2 separate regions of the Mus musculus genome follow, and region 2 is linked to region 1. Evidence: chromatin loops called from intact Hi-C (ENCODE). Cell type or tissue: heart. All regions are shown on one strand. Each heading gives the region's core, and the rest is flanking DNA. Links, peaks and the distances in the headings are about the cores only.

The links. Peaks named below come from ENCODE experiments on the same cell type or tissue, not always from the same donor. Only the 100,000 strongest peaks of a DNase experiment are listed, where the experiment ranks them.
Region 2: it touches region 1 in a loop (2.0-fold over the local background); 5 of 42 quality-filtered maps call a loop at or near these places.

Annotation. Positions count from the first base shown.
Region 1 is chr10:81,156,979-81,166,129 of GRCm38, reverse strand. It overlaps Pias4 (protein inhibitor of activated STAT 4), which reads left to right. Exons shown (of 11, transcript NM_021501.4): 2 at 1,940-2,345; 3 at 8,113-8,197; 4 at 8,438-8,479; 5 at 8,603-8,693; 6 at 8,775-8,903; 7 at 9,013-9,118. Among named protein-coding and RNA genes, the nearest start is that of Pias4, 6.2 kb to the left of the region's middle. In heart, for the core only: no CTCF peak of the experiment used is centred there; DNase peaks (open chromatin) are centred at 3,949 and 5,072; H3K4me3 peaks cover 660 bases; H3K27ac peaks cover 215 bases.
Region 2 is chr10:81,019,190-81,028,340 of GRCm38, reverse strand. It overlaps Diras1 (DIRAS family, GTP-binding RAS-like 1), which reads left to right and starts at 2,964. Exons shown (of 2, transcript NM_145217.2): 1 at 2,964-3,002; 2 at 5,871-8,751. The coding sequence starts at 5,926. The coding sequence ends at 6,522. In heart, for the core only: a CTCF peak has its summit at 5,357 (motif pointing right); DNase peaks (open chromatin) are centred at 850 and 8,528; H3K4me3 peaks cover 1,414 bases; H3K27ac peaks cover 646 bases; H3K27me3 peaks cover 5,704 bases.

The DNA.
Region 1 (9,151 bases), core at 604-8,603:
TCTGTGTAGCCCTGGCTGTCCTGGAACTCACTCTGTAGACCAGGCTGGCCTTGAATTCAGAAAATCGCCTGCCTCTGCCTCCCAAGTGCTAGGATTAAAGGTGTGGGCCACCACGCCCGGCTGGAACACAGTTTTACTCCTTGAAGTCCCCCTTGTACCATCCTAGAACATTGGGGTGAGGCCAAAGACTCTGTACCTTCATCCCCCCTCAGTGAGAAGGGCTGCGATTGCTTCTTTGCGGTCTAGATTCTTTAAATAAAAGCTGATGACCTCTACTTGACTCTCTGCCCCCTAGACCTCCACCTCCACCTTAGTTAGGTGAACTTGACTCTTCTTTGAAACTCTGAAATGGTCCAGAGGACTCCTGTCATGGCCCCTCACAGTGTTTTAAGAATGATAGCAATACCTCCACTTTTCTGGTAGCTTTCCTCCAATCTGTCCCAACAGGCCAGAGATTCTGTCTTTTGAGGCATCCTGGGGTTTCCAGGAAGCGAGATTGTGGTGTTTGTGGATGAATGGACCATGCTCCATCATCCTGTGGGTGAATGGTGCCTGCAGCAGGCTTGGGGCCAAGCCTTCGTCCTTTGCCCCTGTGTTGGGCATCTCAGCTTTCTAAAGAGCCTAGGCTAGTGTCACAGCTAAGTACAGCCACTTCTCTCTCTGTGTTTGGGTTGTCACTCCACATCACACCCCAAGCTGAATCTCCAGAAGTCATGGTGCTGATGCTGTTTATAAACTCGGCCCTGGTAGTCTGTGCCAGGGCGGGAAATACACTCCGGGTGATGGATGGAGGCTTCTTCCTGTGCGTCTGTCCCCATGCCCTGCTGTTCTCCAGCAGGCTGCTCAGGCCATAGCAGCTGCTGAGAAACCTGACCCAGACCATATGGCAGCGACCTGGCTGCTCAGACGCTTGCCATCAGTCCTGGGTGGTGGAACTCCGTGATTACCATTGGAGCTGCAAAGCTCTCTGACTTTAGCTGGACCTTCGAGGGCACCTACCTCACTGTGCCTCTCTCCTGAGTTGTGAGGATTTGAGTATAAATGTGCTGTGTGCTGTTTGTCTCTGCATGCGGTAGGAAGTGAAGGCCACATTGGGAGTGCCCAAGGGCCGCATACCCTAGAGTCCCTGAAGAGTTGGGGCTTCCCTACAATCCTCTAGAGATCTGGGAAGCCTGGTAGCCACCAGGCCAAACTTGAGCCCACCCTGTCATACTGGGAGTACTTAAGTCATGCTGAAGTATCTGGCACCCCAAGTCTCTGGTGTTTTTTGGAGCTTCCTCGTAGGGACTCAGCAGGTGAACATCCAGTGGGATGATGACCCCTGGGCTGGTCAGGTGGGCTTTGACACTTCGGGTATGTGTCCCAGCCCTGTGGAGGTCCCTTTCTACTTTTCATTCAGTGGAGGCCAGCATCAGGACTTAACACAAGAGGCCCCAGGCCCAACTGGCCTGTGTCTCACGGATGCTTGGTCCTTCCATCTGTGGGGACGTGCCATGCCCAGGTATCAGCTGTCATGAGTGCAAGCAGCCTGCCTGAGGGCCTGGGTCGTGCTCTGGAGTCCCCTTGTGCTCTGGTTGGTTTCTTTTTGCTTGAAGTACCCCATAGGTTCATTCCTAGGCCTTCCCATCTGTGTCACTGTGTCATTAGCTTGGTCACTGCTCTGTTTGGTTTCAGAGACTAGCTGTTCTCATGTGGGCCCATTCTGTTCCTGGGTACCCTGGTGGTTGACTGAAAACCAAGGGCAGGGTCCAGGATGCCTTACTGGAAGACCTGTCTCAGACCATAGTGCCCAGGGGCCTGAGACTAGCAGGCCATACCTAGTCTGGGACAGCACTCATAGGAAGCAGGATTTTGGTGGCTGCCACAGGGAGCTGAGGGTAAGGGGACACACAGATTAGAGGATCACACCCCTGAGAGCCGCTGTGGTTCCCCTTTGCAGAACATGGTGATGAGCTTCCGAGTATCAGACCTGCAGATGCTGCTGGGCTTTGTAGGCCGGAGCAAGAGTGGGCTGAAGCACGAACTGGTGACCAGGGCCTTGCAGCTGGTGCAGTTCGACTGTAGCCCAGAGCTTTTCAAGAAGATCAAAGAGCTGTATGAGACTCGCTATGCCAAGAAGAGTGCAGAGCCCGGCCCACAGGCACCACGGCCCCTGGATCCCCTGGCACTACACTCCATGCCCAGGACTCCCCTGTCAGGGCCCACCGTGGACTACCCCGTGCTGTACGGGAAGTACTTGAATGGACTGGGGCGCCTGCCCACCAAGACCCTTAAGCCGGAGGTACGCCTGGTTAAGCTCCCCTTCTTCAACATGCTGGACGAATTGCTGAAGCCCACTGAACTGGGTGAGTGGTGGGTATCGCCCAGCAGATCCCCAAAGCAGGCTCAGCACTGTGCCCCATGACCAGCCACCCCAAACCTAACAGCTTCAAACACGTGACACGGGTGGCAGGGCAGCACATACTGGCCTTTTCATCACTTAGTGGCTAAGGCAGGAGGAAGGTGAGTTTTGGGTTAGACTGGGCTACAGACTAAGACTCTGCTGAGGGTATGGCTGAGGGTATAGGTTGAACAGTGAGCTGAGCATTCACTAGCATGCTTGACCTCTCATCCCCCACTTAGTCAGCTGAGGCAAGAGGAGCCATGATTTTGAGTCTAGCCTGGGCAAATAGATCCTGAATTTTTTTGTTTTTGTTTTTGTTTTTGTTTTTGTTTTTCCCTTGTTTTTTTTCAAGACAGGCTTTCTCTGTGTAGCCCTGGCTGTCCTGGAACTCACTCTGTAGACCAGGCTGCCTTCAAACTCAGAAATCCGCCTGCCTCTGCCTCCCAAGTGCTAGGATTAAAGGCGTGCACCACGACTGCCCAGCCAGACCCTAAATTTTTTTTTTTTTTTTCAGAGCTGAGGACCGAACCCAGGGCCTTACACTTGCTAGGCAAGCACTCTACCACTGAGCTAAATCCCCAACCCCCAGACCCTGATTTTTAAAAGAAAAAAAAAAAAGCTAGGCCTAGTGGCTCATTTCGGTTATTTGGAAGGGAGTTCAAGGCTTTCCTCAGTTATACAATGAGTTTGAGGCCAACCTGAGCTAAAAAAAAAAAAAAAAGAAAGAAAGAAAAATAGATGTAAGTTCCAAGTTATCAGGAAGTGTAGACTGGTCAGACCCCCATCTTCTCTGTTGAGGCACAGATAGCCTCCAAGCCCTCTGCAGCACCTGACCTTCCACGTGCAGTGTGGAGTGGGGTTGTGGCCACAGATGCTGCCCTGAGCTGTGCACCTGGCAGGTCCTAATGGGCCACATCTAGGACCTGGGACTCTCTCAGGTTCTCCAGACACCCTGGTCCCCTATTCTCCCTCCTGTCTGTCTCTGTGTAAAGCCTAAAGGTTGGGCCCCAGTACTCGAGGCAGGCTGCGAGATGAGCAGTTCCTCTGTCAACCCCACATGGTACTCAGGGGCCTCCCCACTTCCATTCCAACTTGACTATCTTCCCTGGGTAGCACTCTACTACTGTAGCAAGGCTATGTCCCTCTTATCCTGGGACTTGGGGCACTATGTTTAAATTGGGGCTGCTGGGGGTGCCTGAGGAAGGGTAGCAGGCAGCAGTGGTTGTGCCCTATGGTGTGGACTTTTTCCTGTGATCAGAGGCCCCGCCCCTTACTGAGGCTCCACCCCTGACCTATAGTCCCACCCCTTTTGAAAACCCTTGGTGCTGATGGGGGTTGGAGGCAGAGCCCCCTAACCTGCCTACTCTGCCCTTCCTGTCATGCTCCGAGTGCCACAAGCTGCCTCCCTGAAGGTCTCCACAGCCCTTGGGAGCCTTGGGGTCAAGTTGACTGGGTGTCATCTTGAGGAAGACATCAGGAGGTTGGCCCCCTGGCCTCCCAGCCTGCATGACAGGGCTTCCTTCCTGCAGAGCAAGCCAGCAGTCACTCCGCCCCACAATGCATCACTGTGCCCTTCTCCCCTGGGACCTCGGTCACCTGATCTCCAGGAGAGCATGCTCCCCTGTCTACCAGCAGCTTGAACAAAGAGGTCTAGCCTGTTGGTCTGCCTTCTCACCAGGGTACCCCCTTTCCTGGGTCCCCACACCTCGAGGGACTGCTGGATAAGAGTGCTGATCCTGGATCTAAGGCCATGATCTCTCAAGCTCAAAACCCAGAATTTCACATCCCCGGCATGAGCCCTGTGATGCCAGTTCACAGTGGCCAGCCTCTTTCCCAGGCCAGAATGAGCCCCATGATACTATAGGATTCTCTGGAAGAGCGTACCGCTTAGTCTGCACCAGGCAGACTGAACCCATAAATCACCTGAGCACCCGGAGGGGGAGGGGAAAAGGGAAGGGGACACCAGCTGCAGTCCAGAGTGTACTGACAGACCCTCTAAGAGGGCTAGTAACCAGAGAGAGCCAGGCACTCACCCAAGGACACACAGCCTCCTGAGCTCGTAGCCCTCCCAGGCTGACCTCCTTTCCCACCAGGCTGTGCCCTGTACCCATGTCTGTCTGGGATTCCATGTTGGTTTCTCCCTTACTTCCATGCAAGGCAGACCCAAGTAGGTAACAGTTGCTGACCACAGCAGAACTGACCTAGGACTCGAGATCTGAGGGCCCAGGCAGAAGTGAGGATGGTTTAGGAACCGGTGGAGAAGGAGATGTCGGCTGCCATGGAGCTGGTGACTCCTACCCGAGGGCTGTGTGTCCTTTGAGCAGCTGGAGGGCTTCCTGTGAGAGGAGGCTTCATTGGGGCTCCTGTGGGTCATGTAGATGGAATGAAGCTGTTGTGGGAGTAAGGAGTGATGGGGGGCCTGGACCTGAGGACAGGACCAGGGCTGGGCTGGGGGACCTGTGACCTTAGGGGCCATGGGATGTCAGCCTCTTTAGCCACTGCTACCTCCTTTTGCTGCCCATGTGTCTTACGTGTCTTAGCTCCCCGGCTGCTGGGGAAGCCTGCTATGTTACTTGTTTCGCTGATGCAGTTTTTGAGGCAGGCTCACAGTGTAGCCCAAGCTGGTCCGGAACTTGTGATCCTCTAGCTTCCGCTCCTACAGTGCTAGGATCAGAGGGCCACCCTGTGGCATTCTCAGAGGACACTGGGAAAGCCAGCCTGGCTCTGTTTGCAGGGCCTTTGCATAGGCTACACCTCAGCCTCCCACACTGACTCGTTATCCACCCCAGGCCTTTGGTCCCTGTTCGTCTTTAAGGGAACACCCCAATTACCCATATGATATCTGCACCATAGCTGGCTTCGACACTGCCTTTGTCTGTTGCTCTTTCTTTGGGGTGTTGTTTTTTGTGATATTTTGAGGCATTGTTTCAGGTAGCCCAGGCTGGCCTAACTTGTTCTATAACCTAAAATGATCTTTACCCCCAGGTCCTTTCTCTCCCTCCCCCTGCTGGGCTGGTAGGCAGGCACTCCATCTGCCATCCCCCTTGCTGTCTGTCTCATACCCAGACTGGGCTTGACTGGTTCAGGCCACGGATTTGGGGCAGCCCTTGCACTGGTCTTGCCTACCCCAGTGGCACAGGCTGTGGTCCTCTGCCCAGCTGCATCCCCACCTAGCTGTGAGTCCCACAGTGGAACTGAGTGCTGCTCTTCCTCTCAGTGTTCCCCATGCCGACCCCCCTCCCCCCGACTCAGGACCTTTGTGGTAGGCTAGAGTGGCTGTTTGGAACTGGACCTGGTAGTAGCTGGGTGGCACAAGCCCATCATGTCACTGCAATGGCTTGTCTGAAGCAGATTGGGCCCCCACTGTTTGCCTTGGCATTCCTAGTGCACCCAGCTAAGCCTGCATTAAACACCCATCACCTTAGCTAGGTGGCGGTGGCATGCTTTTAGTCGAGTACTCAAGAGGCAGAGGCAGGCAGATCTCTTGAGTTGGAGGCCAGCCTGGTCTACAGAGTGAGTTCCAGGACAGTCAGGACTACAGAGAGAGACCGTATGGTGAGGAGGGCACCTATCACCTGTAGCCCCTGGCTAGGCTGCCTGAGCCTGAGGTGACAATAGTGTCGTTGTGTCATGGTTGTGTCAGGGATACCCAAAGGTGGTCCTGGGTGGTCCTGCATCTATCTCCGCCTCCACCCTGGAGTGCATAAGACTAAGAGGGACCACATGACTGTGAAGATCCTGGGCAGCACCTTCCATGGCCCTGAGTGTCTTGTCCAGTCTCCTACCTGCCCTGTTGGACCTTGGTGGTTGCCCCGCCTCAGGCAGAGGCAGTCTGCAACTTCCCGCACAGTGTCTGTGCTTGCCCTGTCTATGTGTAGGTCCATGGGGTGGGCCTCCAGCTATGGCCCTTGCTGCAGAGGCCCAGAGAGAAACTGAGAGTGGTTGAGAGGGAGGGAGGCAGGCAGAGCAGGGCTGCTGTGTATATAACCTAGGCTGTCCTTGAACTCTGCCTTATCCACCTCACTCCCAAGCAGCCTACAGTGTACAGTTTTGTTTTTTTTTTTTTTTTTTTTTTTTTTTTTTTTGGTTTTTCGAGACAGGGTTTCTCTGTGTAGTCCTGGCTGTCCTGAAACTTGCTCTATAGACCAGGCTGGCCTCGAACTCAAAAATCCACCTGCCTCTACCTCCCAAGTGCTGGGATTAAAGGCGTGCGCCACCACGCCCGGCCAGTTTTGTTTTTTTGAGACAGGGTTTCTCTGTGTAGCTCTGGCTGTCCTAGACTGGCTCTATAGACCAGGCTGCCCTGGAACTCACAGAGATCCGCTGCCTCTTCCTCCTATGTGATGGGATTATAGTGTGGGCCACCACGCCTGGCCCTCAGACACTGTTGTATAGGATAGACATGAGTATCAATAATGTACTGGAGGAGGGAATGGTGACAGGACCTACAGAGCTCTTCTCTTATGTCCAGGAGGAGGGTTGCAGGTTCAGGGCCAGCCTGGGCTATAAAGTGAGAGCTACAGTGGGTGCAAAGGCCATAAGTCTGGGAAGGCTGGGCAGGTGTGATGAGGCTGCTGAGGAAAAGTTCAGTTCATGGCTGGTGCTGCCGTAGAGGCTCCACCCTCACATACAAGGGTGGGGAAGGGCTGCTCCAAGGGACTAATAGCCATGACAGAGGCACTGGCTTGGGGAACACCCTGTGGCCCTCTCCAGCAGCATAGGGTAGGACAAGCCTCAGCTGGTTGCTGGGGTATGGGACCCTAGACAGCAGTGTGCTCACTGGGCAGCCTGGGTCTTGCCTGATGCCCATCCCTCACAGAATAGAAACCTCCCCTACCCCCTCCCCACCCCCAGGGAGGGTGAATGGGCCTCTACCTCCTACCCAGCCACTGTCAGCTCATGGCTGCCATGGCCCTGCTGGGCTCACCCCACCTCCTTCAGGGTGCCTACTCCGGGTAGGCATATCTGAGTGTGCCCAGGTGGCCCTGAGCTCCAGCTCTGCCCTCGGGTCCTGCAGCATTGCTGCATGCAGCCTACTCTCACCCAGGGACCCATGGGCTCTTTGTATACATGATGCTGGGCTGGCTGCAGGGGTGATAACTCCTCAACCCAGCCACTCCACTCCCCTAGTTCAAAGTCTGCCTATACTCATTGTGTGGCACAGGCACCACAGCCTGTGGGTCAGAAGGTTCCAGGCCAGTTGCACCTAGTCTTAGCTGCTATTGTGAATGGGGTCTTGTGGCTGGACAGACAGTGTTCCCTGACAGGGATGGTGGTTGGTTTTGCAGAGCTGGGTGGAGCTATCAGCCTGTTCCCCACTGCTGTGTCCTCAGGCTGCAGACTCACCCAGGAGTCCAGGCTGGTTTTTGAACCCAAGATCCTTCTGCTTGAGCCTCCTGCACACTGGGGTGGCAGGTGCCTGCACCACCGCCGCCTCCTCTCCCTCAGAGGGCTGCTGAGGCTGCATCGCAAGGCATTGCTGTTAAACATGCACATGACATAAGAGCCCTCCCTGGGCTCCTGCATAGTAGGCCAGCATTCTCTTTTGGAGACTGGACCTGGGTGCAGACGAGACGGTGGCCTGCAGATACAGGTGGCTACCCCTCTACCTTTGGGATACCTGGCTCCAGAGGGACCCAGAATGGGTGAGGCCAGTACATGTCACTGAAATCTCAGGTGAAGAGGGTTGGCCTCTGTTCAGCCAGGCTACCTGACCCACGTGTGTTCAGTCCCACAGAGTGCAGAGAAGCTGCAAGAGAGCCCATGCATCTTCGCGCTAACACCTCGGCAGGTGGAGATGATCCGCAACTCCAGGTGGGGCCCAGCAGGCTCAAGAACTCCCCAGGCACACATGTCATCAGATGGAACCCAGGGTCCCTTGGGTTCGGTGGATGTGGGTGAACCTTCTGTGATCCTGAGCTGTCCCTGCCCCATTTGTCAAGGCAGAGGTCAGGCTAGGGTGGTTGGGTTCTGTGACCACTTAGCTGGTGACCGTGCAAAGGGCTCCTGGGTGGTCTGTGCTGCAACTGACTCCTGCTCTTGCCCTGCCCACAGGGAGCTGCAGCCTGGAGTGAAAGCTGTGCAGGTGGTGCTGAGGTACGAGCAGCCCTGGCCCCGCCTGCCCCTGCTCTCATTGCCCAGGCTTCCCTAATACCCCTGAGTCCTGGGTCCCCATAGCCCTCCTGTGCCTTCACAGCTCATGACCTGTTGTCTCCCCAGGATCTGTTACTCTGATACCAGCTGTCCGCAGGAGGACCAATACCCACCCAACATCGCTGTGAAGGTCAACCACAGCTACTGCTCAGTGCCGGTGAGTGAGGCAGCCTGGGGGCGGGGGCATAGACACAAGGTAGGAATGGGCCTGCGGGGCTGAGCACAGCTCTGTCCACAGGGCTACTATCCCTCCAACAAGCCTGGTGTGGAACCTAAGAGGCCCTGCCGCCCCATCAACCTTACCCACCTCATGTATCTGTCCTCGGCCACCAACCGCATTACTGTCACCTGGGGCAACTATGGCAAGGTGAGCACCTGCTCCCAGCACCCAACTGCCTCACATTCACCCGGTCCACCCTGTGCCCAGCACCACATCACCCCAGACTGACACCCTGACACAGCCTCTCTGTCCACAGAGCTACTCTGTGGCTTTGTACCTGGTGCGACAGCTGACCTCCTCAGACCTGCTACAGAGGTTGAAGACGATTGGGGTGAAGCATCCTGAGCTGTGCAAGGCTTTGGGTGAGTGAGTGGCAGGCTGCAGGGCCTCGCCAG
Region 2 (9,151 bases), core at 649-8,648, 140 kb after region 1:
CTGGTGTGTGTGTGTGTGTGTGTGTGTGTGTGTGTGTGTGTGTGTGTGTGTGTATGCACACAGTGCCTGTGGAAGCCAGAAGAGGGCATCAGATCCTCTGGAACTGGAGTTACAGATAGTTTGTGAGCCACCAAGTGGGGGCTGGGAATTAAACCTGTGTCCTCACCTTTAATCCCAGCACTCGGGAGGCAGTGGCAGGCGGATTTCTGAGTTCGAGGCCAACCTGGTCTACAGAGTGAGTTCCAGGACAGCCAAGGCTATACAGAGAAACCCTGTCTCGAAAAACAAAAAACAAAAAAACCCAAAAAAACAAAAAACCTTGTGTCCTCTGCAAAAGCAGGCAGTGTTGTAACTGCTGAACCAACCCCAAGCCTCACCTTGGTTTTTAAGACACAGTGTCAGTATCATGGAGTGGAAGATTTATCTAGACCACTGGGTCAGCAGGAATCCTCCTGTCTCAGCCCCTCCCCATGCTACCACAGCAGGATTGAGCCACCCCGCTAGCTTTGGGTGTGGGTTCTGAGAATCCATACTCTGTGTGTTTGCAAGTACGTACTTTACAGGCTGATCCACCCTCTTAAAGGCCTTTCCTCATCCACCTCTGCTGCTGGGGACAAGGCATGGCTTTTAAAAGAGGCAATGGGTGTGTGGGACATGACAGACAGACTAGCGCTTCAGAATGCAGTGCAGGCTGACTCGTCTCAAGTCCCTGAGTCCCAGTTCCTGCGGATTTGCCCAGTTCAGCAAGGCAGGGCAGAGTACAGTGTCCCCACACAGGCGCTACTGCAAGAGGGAGACAGGAACTAAGGTTGTCTTCAGTGGCTCCTGATGCCTAGAGCCTGGCCTGGCATCTATAAATAGCATCAGCATGTGGCCAGGCTCCTTCCAGTGAGTCAGCCTGGGCTGGTGCCTGAAGGAAAGCCAGGGAGCTGGTCAGAGCTGTGCTGAGAGCTCCCCCAGTCTCTCAGGGGACCCAGGCACCCATCACAGACAAAGGAAGCCTGCCTGCTAGCCCCAAACTCCCATCCCAATTCTCAGTACTCAAGAAATAGGGCCTCATTATGGGTTTCTTTCCAGCTACTCGGGGGAGTGAGGTAAAGCTGTAGCCTGGGGCACTTTTTTAGGACAGGGTCTTCCAGAATAGAGCTCTGGCTTCCCACTAGACTGACTCCATCTTGAGGCAGGGTAGGGGGACTGAGCCACCTTCTGAAGGACTCCCACAGGGCCAGACTAAGAAGGAGGTAAATTCATCAGGCAACAGCTTGAGGCAGCCTAGGATGAATGGGCACAAATAGCAAAGAAAGAGCTAGGCCAGCCATGGAGATCCTGACTCCAAGTTGGCATGCTGTGCTGTAACGCCAGGAGAAGGGGCCATGTTAGAACTGAGCAGGGAGCCGGGCGGTGGTGGCGCACGCCTTTAGTCCCAGCACTTGGGAGGCAGAGGCAGGCAGATTTCTGAGTTCAAGGCCAGCCTGGTCTACAAAGTGAGTTCCAGGACAGCCAAGGCTACACAGAGAAACCCTGTCTCGAAAAACAAAACAAAACAAAACAAAAGAACTGATCAGGGAAGGAGTGGGTGAGCCTGGGGGACCAGGAGAGGGAAGAGGATGGCCTTTAGCTGGCCTAAGTGGAAGAGGCAAGAGGCCAGCCTGGTCTACAGAGCAAGCCCCTACCACAAACAAAGATACTTTAAAATCAGTCTTCAGAGAGCTGGCTCATTAATTAACAACTGTTCCAGAGGACCCAGGTTCGATTCCCAGCACCTGCATGTTGGCTCTCAATTGTTTGTGACTCCAGCTCCAGGGGACCCGATGCCCTCTTTGGATGTCTGAGGGCATCAGGTATGCAGGCAAAGCATTCATACACAGAAAATACAAATAAATCTAAAAATTAAAACAAAATTTAAGTGACATTTTCTTTATCAGTTTCTGTGTGTGTGGAAATCAGAGGACAATTAGTTAGAGCTGGGTCTCTCAGCTGGGTCTCTCTGTTCACCACGTGGGTCTCAGGGAGCCACCCAGGCTGTCAGGCTTGGAAGAAAGCACCTCTACCTTCTGAGCGCTCTCACTGGCCCCAATATTTAATGATACAAAGTAAACTTTTGTTCTGTTTTCCTTGCAGTGTGTGGGTGGAGCCAGGGCGACAGCAGGCTTGGCAAGATGGCTTCCCTAGACCACATACCAGATGAACATCGGGGGTCTTTTTCTCTTTTCCTCTTTTTGTTTGTTTGAGGCAGGGTCTCACATTTTCCAGAAACTATGTAGAGGCTGACCTTGACCTCCTGGTCCTCCTGCTCTGCCTCCAGTGTTGGGATGCGAAGTCGACATGTCAGGCTGGGCCTCTGCCACGCTCAGGATGGATCCCATAGCTGCCAAGGAATCGATTGGCCCTCCAAGCTACAACACCAATAATAGGGTTCTTAGTGTTTTGTCTTTTATTCCTCTCTTTCTCCCCTTCTTCCCGAACCCTTCCTTCCTTCTCCCATAGGGGTCTCTACTCTGTATCTCAGAATGGCTTTAAACTCATAGCCATTCTCCTGCCTCCGGCTCCCGGGTGTGGCTGACATCTTAATCTATGAAGGTTTATATACTCAGCTCACACCCTCTTCCATCACCTCCTTCTGCCCGTCGCTGGATCACTCTGCCCCCCCCCCCCAATTCCAGTTCTCCCTTTTTGCAGTTGGGGCGACCCCTGACTATTGGTCACCATGTCTTCAGGACCTCACACGATGGGCCCTGTCACCCACCCGCGTTCCCTAAGGTACAGGTAGCCACGTGGTATGCGTGGGTGTGGGTGTCACGATGCCCAGAGCTCTGCATGCCCCCGGTTGCTGATGGACACCCAGGGCGGGCTTGGCGGTGACCTGGGGCTGCAGCTGCCCGGGCCCGGGTCCTGGCAGGCGGGGCGGGCGGGGCGGGCGGGGCGGAGCGCAGCTGGGGCGGGGACATCGGGACTGCGGCGGCGCGGACAGCAGCGCAGCGGCGGGGACCACAGCGGCCCAGGTAGGCGGCGGGGCAGCCGCGGCCACAGAGGGTGGGGAGGGGTCCCCAAACCACCATGATCCCTTTGTTCCGGCCCCACCCTCCCGGGCCACCGCACCAGGCTTTGCTTGTCCCCGGGAGTCCAGCGGTCACCATGGACAGCTCCCGGTCGCCCCACCCCTACCTGACCACGCAGAGCATCACTTGGGACCTTCTGGGCCCTGGTCCCCTCATACATACCCTGTGCGAACTGCCCGCTGAGGCCCAGGTCCTTCACTGCCCCCCACAGAGCTCTGCACCCTCGTGACCAAGCCCCTCTCTCAAGACTCCTTCCCTCCTCTGAGACCCTGACTCCCAGGAAGCCCCATTCCCTTGAGTCCCTAAAACTGCCCGTTCATCATCATACCCCTAGCCTGCAGCCCCTAAATCAGCCACCCCCATTAGTCAGTGCCCCTGCCCCCAGACTCTCCCCCGCCAAGGCCATCCTGGATTTTTGCACCTGAGGTGGCTTCAGGGTCCCAGGGCCCTGCCCTGTGCTGCTCTGTGGACTGAGAGGTTTGGGGCAGGCTGGCCCAGGGCTTGGGTGACTCAGACAGTGTGGCCAAGCACCTCAGAGCCCCCTGGGCACAGCAGCTGAGCAGGGCCCAGCTTTAAGTCCCTCTGAGTCATACCACCTCTTAGAACGCGTGACCTTGAGCAGAGCTTGTCCCACTGCAAGTTCAGGGCCCTCTCCCTGATCCCCAAAAGAGGGAGATCTGGATTGCACAAGACCCTCCTTGTCAGGGGGCCCAAACCTCAGCATCCATCTAGTGGGCATCCCTACTGGGCACTGCAGCCCCTGGTGCCCACTACCGAGAAGAAGTTGCATTGAGGGGTGCATGCCCCACCTCCATTTGCCACCTTAGATCCCCTCTGGGCAGTAGGGTGGGGTCACCATGCATCTCCTCCCATTACCCACCAAGAAAAATGTTAAGACTGCTGGGCTGGGGAGCATCCCCACGCCAGCACTCCAGCTCTTCCCCAGGCCAAGAAGTACCCTGTGTAGAGGGCTGGAACACTTCAAGTAAGTGTCCAGCTCGAGAGTTTCTGGTGTCACTAGTGTTGGCTCCAGTTGTTGTGTTTTCCTTTTATTTAGGCACATTCGATAATTTTGAATATGGCTTCAAACCCCATGGGGGATGCTCGTCCCCACCCTGGAACCCCAGCTTGCCATAACTTCGGGGGCTCCTTGGAGGCTGGACCTGAGGCACTTACCCCTAACCATATTCCTGATTCTCTATCTCAGGCAAAGCCTAGGTGTGTGCCATCCCATAAAAGAGAAAACTGAACCCCAAGGACATAGTCACCCCTTCAGTGTCATAGTCCCTAAGTCTAACTCCAGGGAGTCCTCAACCATCTCCATATGTGAACCATGCTGAGGAAAAGAATCGGAAGGGACAGCAGTAGTGGGGACAGACCTCCCTAGTGTCCCCTCCACACAGTCTTCCCCTACCTCTCCTAATTTAGGAGTCCTCATACTGTGTGACCCTCTGAGAGCCATGAACTTCTCTGAGCAAAGACAGGAGAGAAATCCTGTCCCAGCCAGGAGTTCTGTTGAGAACACAGTGGCCTGAGCAGGAAGCCAAGGCATGGGCATAGGGAACAGGGAGCCCCCACTTAGCTTCGAGGCTTTCTCGGCTTGGCCTGGGCTGTGAGTCCCAGGAACCTCTGCTTCAGGATTTACGCGTGCGATTCCTGGATGTCCTCAATGTCAGAGTCAGTTAGGAGGCTGTTTCATGTGGCAGGTTCCCAGGGCCAGGATGGAAGCCTGTCTTCAGGACACGTAGGGCTGAAGCACTGTGTTTGTGTGATGGTTGTTTTCAGGTCTGATATCTGCTTACCGTCTTGTTTTTCTTGTTGCTTTTTTTTGTTGGTTGGTTGTTTTTGTTTTGTTTTGTTGGAGACATGGTCTCAATGTTCAGTCTAGACTGGCCTCTGACCCTAGGTTGTATTTTTTAGACAGAATCTCACTCTGTAACCCAGAGTAGCCCATACTTCACTGACCCCTTGCCTCAGGCTCCCTGGCTCTAGGATTATGGCTGTGTACCACCACATCTGATTTTTCACAATGTGATTCTTTTTTTTTTTTTTTTTTTTTTTTTTGGTTTTGGTTTTGGTTTTTTTGAGACAGGGTTTCTCTGTGTAACTCTGGCTGTCCTGGAACTCACTTTGTGTAGACCAGGCTGGCCTCGAACTCAGAAATACACCTGCCTCTGCCTCCTGAGTGCTGAGATTAGAGGAGTGCGCCACCATGCCCGGCTGGGATTCTTTTCTATGTATTTTTCCCTTCTGTTTATGTGAGTCTGAACAATACATGTGTGCAGTGCCTTCGGAGGCCAGAAGGGGGCGTAAGATCCCTGGTGGTTGTGAGCCGCCATGTGCGTGCTGGGAACAGAATCAGGTCTTTGTGAGAACAGCCCATGCTGTAGTCACAAGAGCAGACTTTTCAATACCCACCCTGTTTTTTTTTTTTTTTGAGACAGGGTCTCTCTCTCACACATAAGGATGGGGCAGGAAGATGGCAAAATGCAGGGAGTGAGGCGCTTACACTGGTGCAGAGCTGGAGGCTGGGTGGAAGTCAGGTCTGAGGTGGGACCCAGAGTGCTGACTTGAGTGTCTTTGCATCCTGGCCTCATCAGCACCATCTCTCAGGCTCAGCCCGGCCTCTGCTCCGGGCACTCCTGGCCTTATATTTGTCAGAAAGGGCAGCCAGGGCAGCTGCGAGGACCACTTGGGAGATACTTGGGTGGCATGGAGGCAGGACCAGCACCACTGTGACCCGGCCATTGGGACAGGGAGCTATCCTGGTCTCATAAGGCCTTACATGTTTCACCGTCCTTTCTCCAACAGGGTCGGTCTGGGGTTCTAGCTGCCGGCCCTGTCCTCCAAGCCGGCTCCGGAGAAGATGCCAGAACAGAGCAATGACTACCGTGTGGTCGTGTTCGGCGCAGGCGGCGTGGGCAAGAGCTCGCTGGTGCTCCGCTTTGTAAAGGGGACGTTTCGTGACACCTACATCCCTACCATAGAGGACACGTACCGGCAGGTGATCAGCTGTGACAAGAGCGTGTGCACACTGCAGATCACGGACACCACCGGCAGCCACCAGTTCCCGGCCATGCAGCGGCTGTCCATCTCCAAGGGCCACGCCTTTATCCTGGTGTTCTCGGTGACCAGCAAGCAGTCGCTGGATGAGCTGAGCCCCATCTACAAGTTGATCGTGCAGATCAAGGGCAGCGTGGAGGACATCCCCATCATGCTGGTGGGGAACAAGTGTGATGAGACGCAGCGGGAGGTGCACACGCGCGAGGCGCAGGCCGTGGCACAGGAGTGGAAGTGCGCCTTCATGGAAACCTCAGCGAAGATGAACTACAACGTGAAGGAGCTGTTCCAGGAGCTGCTGACGCTCGAGACGCGCCGGAGCGTCAGCCTCAGCGTGGACGGCAAACGCTCCAGCAAGCAGAAGAGGGCTGACCGCATCAAGGGCAAGTGCGCGCTCATGTGAGCCCGCCAGAGCCAGCTTGAGTCTCCCGGGCTCCTTCTCCCCTCCCTCCTCCCTTCCCTCCTCTCTCCTCTTAGTATTCCTCTCCTCCCCACCTCCTCCTCTCTCCTCCTCTCTGCTCCTCCCTTCTTTGCTCCTGCTCCTTCTCCCCCTCCTTCCTTCCTTTGCCTTGCCCCTCCCTCCTCCATCTCTCTTCCCTCTTCCTGTCCCCACCAGCCTACAGTAAGGTTGGGCTCCATCCCTGCCTCTTCACACCTCCATAGCTTCATCCTTTGCAGACCTCTCCCTCTATATCTCTTTGCTCCCCCACCCCCATTCTATCTGCACCCCACAACCACACACTGGAGGTTTGATCCCTGTGGATCTGAAAACAGGGACCTGGCTAAGGAACTGCTCATCCCAGTCAGGCCCAGAGAGGTTACCTTGCCTCTCCATCTCTGTCCCTGTGTGCCCAGCCATGCCCACTGTCCCTGTCCCTCACATTCTATCACTGTGACCTCTGGGGAGTGCCCATTGACCTCATCTTCCTTCACTAATATCTTATTTCTTTCACCTGATCCTGTCCTTTCCCCGTGACCTCTGACCTGTGGCCTTCCCTGGGTCCAGAACACCCCTGTCCTCTCCTGTCTGCACACCAGGGTGGATGGGCCCGAGGGCTGGGCCTCAGGCACCAGGCAATAAACACAGGGCCTGCAGCAATGCCCTGGCCACCCCGAGTACCACCTCTGGAATAGCAGACGCCCACAGCACAAGCCCAGGACTGTCCCTTCAGGGGAGGCACACTGGAACCCTGAACTTGGAGTGTGGAGTGGCTGCCTGGACACTGCCCACCTGGACACCAGCCTTCTGCTGAGATAGAGACCTTGGCACAGTGGCACCTCGACAGCCACCCCGACTGGGGGTTTGGGGTGCTGAGGGTGGGGTGCCCAGCTGAGAGTCTATCAGCAAAGTCCCTGTGTGCGGTGATAGGACTAGTGGCTGCTGCCCTAGGGCTCTGACAGAATCTGAGCCTCTTTGCTGGTCATGTGTACTCTGGAGACTGTCCCCCATGTCTGCCCTGAGTTACGGAGCCCCTGTGGTATCTGCGAGACTGTCCAGGAGACTTGAGTGGCTCCTGGGCCTGTGTCCCACCCAGATGAGGGTGACTTAGAATTCTGTGTTTATGTGCCTGTGTGTGTGGATGGGTGTGTGTCTGTCTTGGGATGGGGTGTTCTTGCACCACTTTGTGTTCTTAGTGAGACCACAGTGTAAGTGGCCGTGTGTGTGTGTGGGGGGGGGCACCTAGACATTGTGGTGTGTCTGTATGGCTCTGTGTTTTCAGGGGTGGGTGACACAGGCCTGTCTGATGAGCACCAGGTCTGTTCCAGGCTGTGGCAAGCTGGCTCCTGGCTCAGAAGTGACAAAGCTGCAGTACAGAGGCCTCAGTGTGAGGTCATCACCTCACAGTGGCTACAGACCAGGCTGTGGCCTGAGTGAGCTGGAACCTCTGGGGTGGGGACGAGAAAGAGAGAGGGAGAGAGAGGGGGGAGAGTGAGTGTGTGTGTGTGAAGGGGGAGAGTGTGTGGGGGAAGAGTGAGAGAGATAGAGTGTATGTGTGAGAGGGAGGGAGAGTGGGAGGTAGAATGAGAGAGAGTGTGTATTGGAAGGGAGAGAGAGAGTGTGAGAGAGTGTGAGAGAGAGACAGAGACAGAGATAAAGGAGATAAAGAGAGACAAAGACATGGTCACAAAGAGACAGAGAAGCAGAAAGAAGGCTGAAGCCAGATGACCAAGTAGGCCGGACCCCACTGTGTTCCCTTCTGTGTGCCAGGCACAGGGAGAGCCACAGCCTGAAGCCTGAGTCTGAGCATAGCTGAGCCCTGACCTCTAGCCAGCCCAGGGCCCCCACAGCTGCCACCTGCTCCCAAGCCCCGGGAGTGGCTCCTGGCTGGACAGGGGGTCACAGCCCTTTCTCAGGGACACACCCTGATAGCACAATCTCTGGGCCACCCCAGGCTTCTCCTGGCTGGCCTTGCCCATCCTGGGGAGAACCGGGCTGGGTGGCAGGGGAGGCCGGAGCCCACCCTGGCTGCTGGCCAACCTGCCCAGGCATCTCTGGTGCTGGGGACCCCGCCAGGCCTCGCTTGCTGTGACCCACCCCTGCCCCCCGCATGTGGGAGCCCCATCCCATGTGGGGTCTGTGTACCGTTCTCTCGTAGACCTTGTCTTCCTGCAATAAACACGTGGATCCTGCCTCCCCTGTGCTGCATGTGGCTTCTGTGGGGCTTTAAGCTGCCTGCTGCAGCTGAGGGTGGGAAATGGAGGGTGGGCGTGGGGGACACGGGGAGGGGGGATTGCAGTGGGTGTCACAGCCAAGGTCACAGCCAAGCTTACTGGGCCATGAACAGTGTCCATTCCTTATGTGGGCCTTGCTGGCCTCCCTGGATCCTGCCCCAGGGGCTCAGTCTTTTACTCAGCCTCTCTCTGATTCCCGCCCAGTCCTTCAACTTCCCAGGCTGCCCTCTGCCATTTAAAGGACAGATTGGCTGAGCTCATTCATTCACTCACTAATTCATTCATTCACCCATTCACTGTGTGTAAAAGGCACCACAGTACGCCCAGCTCTGACCTGGAGCCCAGGTTCGGCCACAGTG